Regions from separate parts of the Homo sapiens genome. Here region 2 is linked to region 1. Evidence: chromatin contacts called from ENCODE Hi-C data. All regions are on one chromosome and are shown on one strand. Each heading gives the region's core, a stretch centred on a gene start or an enhancer-like site at or near the end of the contact. The rest is flanking DNA. Distances are from core to core; before and after follow the strand shown. Region 1 overlaps RSAD1 (radical S-adenosyl methionine domain containing 1). Region 2 has its middle 17 kb from the start of WFIKKN2.

Region 1 (3,103 bases), core at 462-2,961:
TAGTTGGGGTATGGTGAGAGGTGGGGGAGGGTCCAGTTCAGCATGGAGATCTCAGCAGCTGACATGCATGAAAGCAGAACCAGGCCAATGGGCCAGCAGGGAGGAGGGCAGCTTCACTCCTATTCCACTGAGACTGGAACCCAGCTTCCAGCCAAGCCAGGCCTTCCTCTATGCCTCCTCTCTTCCCTCCCCTCTCAGCCAGCTCTAGCCAGGGCTTTATGGCTCTGCTTTATCCAGAGCAGCTCTGGATTTGCTTGATAATTATCTACTGTGCTTCCTATGAGAGGTTTCAGTGCTCCCTAAAAACAAGTGGAAACCCTTTATCTATCTATTGCTTCACAGAGCTCAGAAAATTGAGGTTAAGAGAGGTGAAAGGATTTGTGTCCAAGGTTGCAGTAAAATGAGGGCTGGAACTTGGGTCTCTGCAGCCCTGGTCTAGGGTTCTTAGCTATGCACCACTGCTCACTGCTTCTGCCCATCAGGCCTCAGCTGGACCTGGGCCCCACTTCTAGCTGCCAATCTCACAGAAATTGGAGGTATATGTGTGTGGGGGGGGTGGCAGGGAGGGGGCATTGATTCTGCAAGACTTTAGGAGGGAGTGGTGTGCAAGAATCCTAACTCCTTACCTGGTGAGTGATCCCCACATCGGTGCGTAGCCCCAGGGCCAAAACTTCCTCCAGCCTCAAAGAAAAATCACCAAGGAGTCTTAGAGAGGAGGCCTGTGCTCCTCCCATTCTCCAAATTCTACACTGGGATGCATTTAGAGGAGGCTAACAGGGACCATACAGTATGTGGCAAGGCAGGGGCCAGGACAAGACAGGAAATAAAAGATATACAAATAGACATGGTCTTGGGGTGTGGGGATCCTGGAGGAGAGCCCTGTGCCCTTGGATGCTCACAGCTCCAGCCTGCCCAGGGGGACACGCTTCCGGGTGCCATGGCCAAACAGCATCACCTCCTTCATCCAGTTGTCAGGCTCCAGTGTCTGGATCCGAGCCTCCCGGGTGTGGCCTCCAGCCCCCTGGGGCATAAATCGTCCATGGGCCCCTGACAACATCAACAACCATCCCCACATTAATGGCTGTTAATACTATGTGTTTACCAGATTTAAATCATGTGGTCCCTGGAGCAACTGCCTCTAACATACTGGAAATATAAATTATTTTTCTTTTCTTTTCTTTCTTTCTTTCTTTCTTTTTTTTTTTTTTTTTTTTGAGGTGGTGTCTCACTATACTGCCCAGGCTGGTCTTGGACGCCTGGGGTCAAACGATCTTTCCACCTCAGCTTCCCAAGTAGCTCAGATTAGAGGCACATGACACCAGGCCCTTTTTTCTTTTTCTTTTTTTTTTAATCATCTATCCCAAAATGCCAAGACATATAAATTCTTGGGCTCTCCTCTAGCCCTGTCCAATTGGGAATTCTGAGGGTGGGGCCCAGCAGCTTGGGTTTTAACAAGCCCTCCAGGAGATTCTCATACACACTAAAGGCTGAGAACCCTAGTGCAAGGTGCAACATTAAGCCCCTTATAATTCATGCTCAACAGTTCTATAGGGAGGTATTATTTTTTGCCACATTTTACATATGAGAAAATAGAGGCTTGGAGAGGTTAATGTGGCCCAAGTTCACACAGCCACGACATTCCTCTCCTGAGTCACCCTTTCTGTAGTTCACGGGACTCACCAGGCCCAACGCCAAGGTACTGACCACACTGCCAGTAAGTCCAATTGTGGGTACTGAGCGCCCCCTGCGGGGAGGGAGGAAATAGTGCAGAGTGAAGAGGGCAGGCCTCATTTTTAGACTCAGGTAAGGGGCCCCAGGTTAGAATGTCCCACCATCTCGGCCAGGATCCTTCTCTTCAGAAGGTCACAACGCCCTGGTCACACTGCAGTCTGCCCATCCTCCACCTCCAGCCATCAGCCCCAGAACTTACATTCCGGGCAAAGTTGGAGACCTCATACTGGTGGAAGCCAGCCTCCCGAAGGACAGCCCGGCCCCTCTGGTACATCTCAGCTGCGAGCTCCGGGTCAGGGGCTGGAAGGGCACCCCGCTGCACCTGGGCGAAGAGTGCGGTGCCCCGCTCCAGGGACAGCTGGTAGAGGGAGAGGTGGTCATCACAGTGGTGCAGCAGTTCCTGCAGCTGCCCAAGCCACGGCCCCACCTGCTGTGCCGGCAGCCCCAGCATCAAGTCTACAGACACGCGCCCGGGAAAGAGGCGCCGGGCCTCTGCCAGCGTCCGCAGAGCATCGCAGGCCGAGTGCGTCCGTCCCAACAGCCGGAGCTCAGTGTCATCTAGGGACTGGGAAAAGAGGGTGGGTGTAAGCATACCAGCAGCTCAGAGAGAGACAAGAACCCTCCTCCCCATTGTAGACACAGATACAGGGAGAACGCAGCACGTGGCAGGCAGCTGGAAGGCAGGAGGGGGAAGGTCAAGCTGGCACCAAGAGCTGCCATTCACAGAAGGGTCGCTATGTGCCAAGCACCTTTATGTAGTGTCTAATTTAATCTTTGTAACCCTCCAATATTAGTTCTATTTTACAGATGAGAAAACTGAGGTTCAGAGGTGTTAAGTAACTTGTCCAGGCCATACAGTTGCAAAGTTCGACCTGGAATTTAGGACTGTCTGACTCCAAAATCAAGTCTTTATTTACTTTACTTTTCAATTTTAAATAATTCTAACCTATAGAAAAGTTGAAAGAAAATCACAAAAAAAACCTTCATCTTGATTCACCATTTGTCCATATTTGTTTCTCTTTAAACATACATACCTGTTATTATGCTGAATCATTTAACAGTAAATTATAAACCAGCACTGTCCAAAAGAACTTTCTACAATGGTGGAAATGTTCATATCTGTACTGTCCAATATGATAGGTAGTAGCCACATGTGGTTATTTAAATTTAAGTGAATTAAACTTAACTTACCACATTTCAAATGCTCACTAGTCTGTGGCTAGTGGCCACTATATTGAATAGCAGTTATAGATATTATACTCCCTAACCTCTAAATACTTAGGTGTGTATTTCCTAAAGAACAAGGACATTCTCTTACATAACTGCAATCCAATTACAGAGTTCAGGAAATGCAACACTGACACAACACCAT
Region 2 (2,845 bases), core at 294-2,793, 340 kb before region 1:
CCTTAGGAACTTTATACCATCAATTACGCCTTCTGTCTCCCAAATACCTGCCACCTTTATACACATTCATGTCTCTCTTATCCTCAACAGATCATTACATCATTCCTTCCACCCCGTATTCCCCCTCCATGAACAGCCCTGCCTCTTTCTACCTTCCAAGTCAGTCCGCATCCTGGCTCCATTTTCTCACCTCCCAAGTCCCTGAACTCATTCTCCTGAACTCTGTGATCCAGCCTCCCACACGTTACTTTGCTGACAAGCCTGCTGCTAAAGTCACCTGCTGCTAAAGTCACCTGCTGCTAGTGACTACCATGGCCCTAAATGACACAACCAGTCCTCGTTTTCTTGCCTTTCTGCAGCTTGTGACCTGTTGACCACATCCTCCTTCCTGACCACTCTCCCCCTACATCTGTGTTGTGACCTTTTTTCTCCTGGCTTTCTACCCACTTCCCTGGTAGCTTCTTCTTCATCTCCTTTACAGAAGCTTCCCCTTCCACCCAGACATTGCACCCTAGCCCCAAACAGTTAATATATCAGTTGCCAGAGTGGTTGCCATGTGTGGTAGATTTAAGAAGCTCCTAGGTGGCCAGGCGTGTAGTGACTCATGCCTGTAATCCCAGCACTTTGGGAGGCCAAGGTGGGTGGATCACTTGAGGTCAGGAGTTCGAGACCAGCCTGGCCAACATGGTGAAATGCCATCTCCACTAAAAATAACAAAAATTAGCCAGGTGTGGTGGCACATGACTGTAATCCCAGCTACTCGGGAGGCTGAGGCAGGAGAATCGCTTGAACCCAAGAGGCAGAGGTTACAGTGAGCCGAGATCATGCCACTGTACTCCAGCCTGGGCGACAGAACAAGACTCCGTCTCAAAAAAAATAATAAAAATAAAAATAAAAAATTAAAAAAAAACTCCCAGGTGATTTTTACTTGCAGCCAGGGTTTCGAGCCACTGCCTTCAAAGTTGTATCTGCAGCTCCTGGAACACCGAAAGACAACTCTGTTCCCCAGAAGGCATCCACCCAGATCCAGTGATTCCTTCTCCATTTGCATATGAGCCATTCCGGAGACTGACACAGAAGTTATGCAGGGCCTTCCCCTATCCGTAAATAATCTGAATACATCTTTCCATAGTGGACTAATTAGGGAAGTAGTTCTCTTTGAGACCTTAGTCATATATCTAGAAACAAACTTATATTTTTATCTCTTGAATCATGAATTTTAAAGAAAATCTAGAATGCTAAAATGCCTATGCCCAAATTATGATGTTTTGGTTCAGTTCTCTGCTTCCCTCCGCCCCCCACCAGAATTGTCACTGCTCTCTGCTTTCTGACTTCCTGTCCCCGGGGAATTTTCCTGCTCATCCTGCTAGTCTCCACTGAGAAATCACCTCTTCCTGGTGATTCCCCAAATTCGAGCCAGGTAAGCCAGGCATCCACTTCTGTGATCCCACCCTGAGCTGATCGTAGCGTTTTGCTTTTCCTAGCATTCATCACATTGGAATGTATTGACACGCCTCCCCAGCCAGACCTCAAGGCAGGAACCGTGTCTTATTCACCAAGGTATATCTGGTGCCTGGCATAGGGCGTTCTATAAAGTTCTATTGAACTAATGAATGAATGAATATTTTTCAGGTGTAAACATAGAATAAGCCATTTCTCTGTGGTTGGTTCACCTGAATGGATTGATTAAAAGGAGAGATGAGCCCGCAAGCAAGACGGTGCAGCGTAGAAGGCAGAAGCCTGATGTCTGCAGATCGTGAACTTGAAGGAGGGCCGTGTGGAGTCCCAAGCCTGGGCATGAGAATCACCTGGAGGCCTCATGGACTCTGTCCTGGTCCCACTGGGATCATGTCCAGGAATTTGCCTTTTCACACGCTCCCTGGGTGGTTATGAGGCGGCCAGTACAGCACTAGCTGCATCCCAAAATTGGGGAGCCGTCCAGACTCCCCAAGGGCAAGTAATCCTCACTCAAATATGTGTGAAGTAAACCGAGGAAGAAGACACCGCAGCAAGGTGGAAATTCACAAGCAGCCCAAGTAGGAGAAATTCACAAGCAGCCCTGGTAGGAGAAAGGCCCCTGGAACCCGACTTGTCTCAGCGCCCCCTGCTGGGGGGAGCCCCGCGTGGGCTCAACCCGTGTTGCTGACCGCGGCACCGTGGGGCACGGAGCCCTCACCCTCCCCTGACCGAGGAGGGGACCTCCTGTCTCCGCGGGGAGGTTTGAAGAAGCTGCCTGAGGCATAAAGAATGTGGGGCTGTAGGGCAGAAAGCTCGGACGCTGGATAATCTCACCCGTAATGACCCCGTGGCTGTCAGCCCTACAGCACTCACCTCAAGCCTTCACCACGGTGTGGGAAACCACAGATGGGGTTGACAGATGATTCAGGGGCTGCAGCACCCCCAGCCACACCCCAAGGAGCTGGCATCGTTGTGCTCCTGGTTGAATTTTTCCAGCCCCCGGCATATACCTGCCCTGCCATGGAGCCTCCACTCCCTTCCACTTCCTTCAAGAACAAATATAGAAATGTGGTCCATCCACACAATGGAATATTACTCAGCCTTATAAAAGAAGGAAGTTCTGATACACACTACAACGTGATGAGCCTTGAAGACATTATGCCACGTGAAAGAAGCCAGACACAGAAGCCCACATATTGATTCCATTTATGTGAAATGTCCAGAACAGGCAAATAGGTAGAGACAGAAAGCAGGTTAATCGTTGCCAGGCTGAGGGAAGCAGGGAATTGGGTAGGGAGGCCTGCTGATAGGTCACAAGTTTCCTTTTGGGATGGTGAAGATATTCTAGAACTAAATCATGGTGATGGCCACACAATGTTGTGAATGG

The links. Hi-C counts contacts between places; a loop is a spot of excess contacts on that map. Pooled maps may share reads with other maps.
Region 2: a pooled map shows a loop between it and region 1 (2.8-fold over the local background). The contact joins two enhancer-like sites. A Hi-C loop is called at or near these places in 2 of 50 pooled maps.

The regions. Positions count from the first base shown.
Region 1 is chr17:50,481,284-50,484,386 of GRCh38, reverse strand. It overlaps RSAD1 (radical S-adenosyl methionine domain containing 1), which reads right to left. Exons shown (of 9, transcript NM_018346.3): 4 at 1,931-2,296; 5 at 1,681-1,744; 6 at 900-1,047; 7 at 627-681. Among named protein-coding and RNA genes, the nearest start is that of RSAD1, 4.0 kb to the right of the region's middle. RefSeq lists an enhancer at 1,585-1,879. Within about 2 kb of position 1,711, at least 17 of the 41 ENCODE cell types and tissues checked have a DNase peak (open chromatin) inside an H3K27ac peak, as active enhancers do.
Region 2 is chr17:50,816,694-50,819,538 of GRCh38, reverse strand. No RefSeq gene overlaps it. Among named protein-coding and RNA genes, the nearest start is that of WFIKKN2, 17 kb to the left of the region's middle. RefSeq lists enhancers at 190-249, 1,853-1,932. Within about 2 kb of position 1,543, at least 3 of the 41 ENCODE cell types and tissues checked have a DNase peak (open chromatin) inside an H3K27ac peak, as active enhancers do.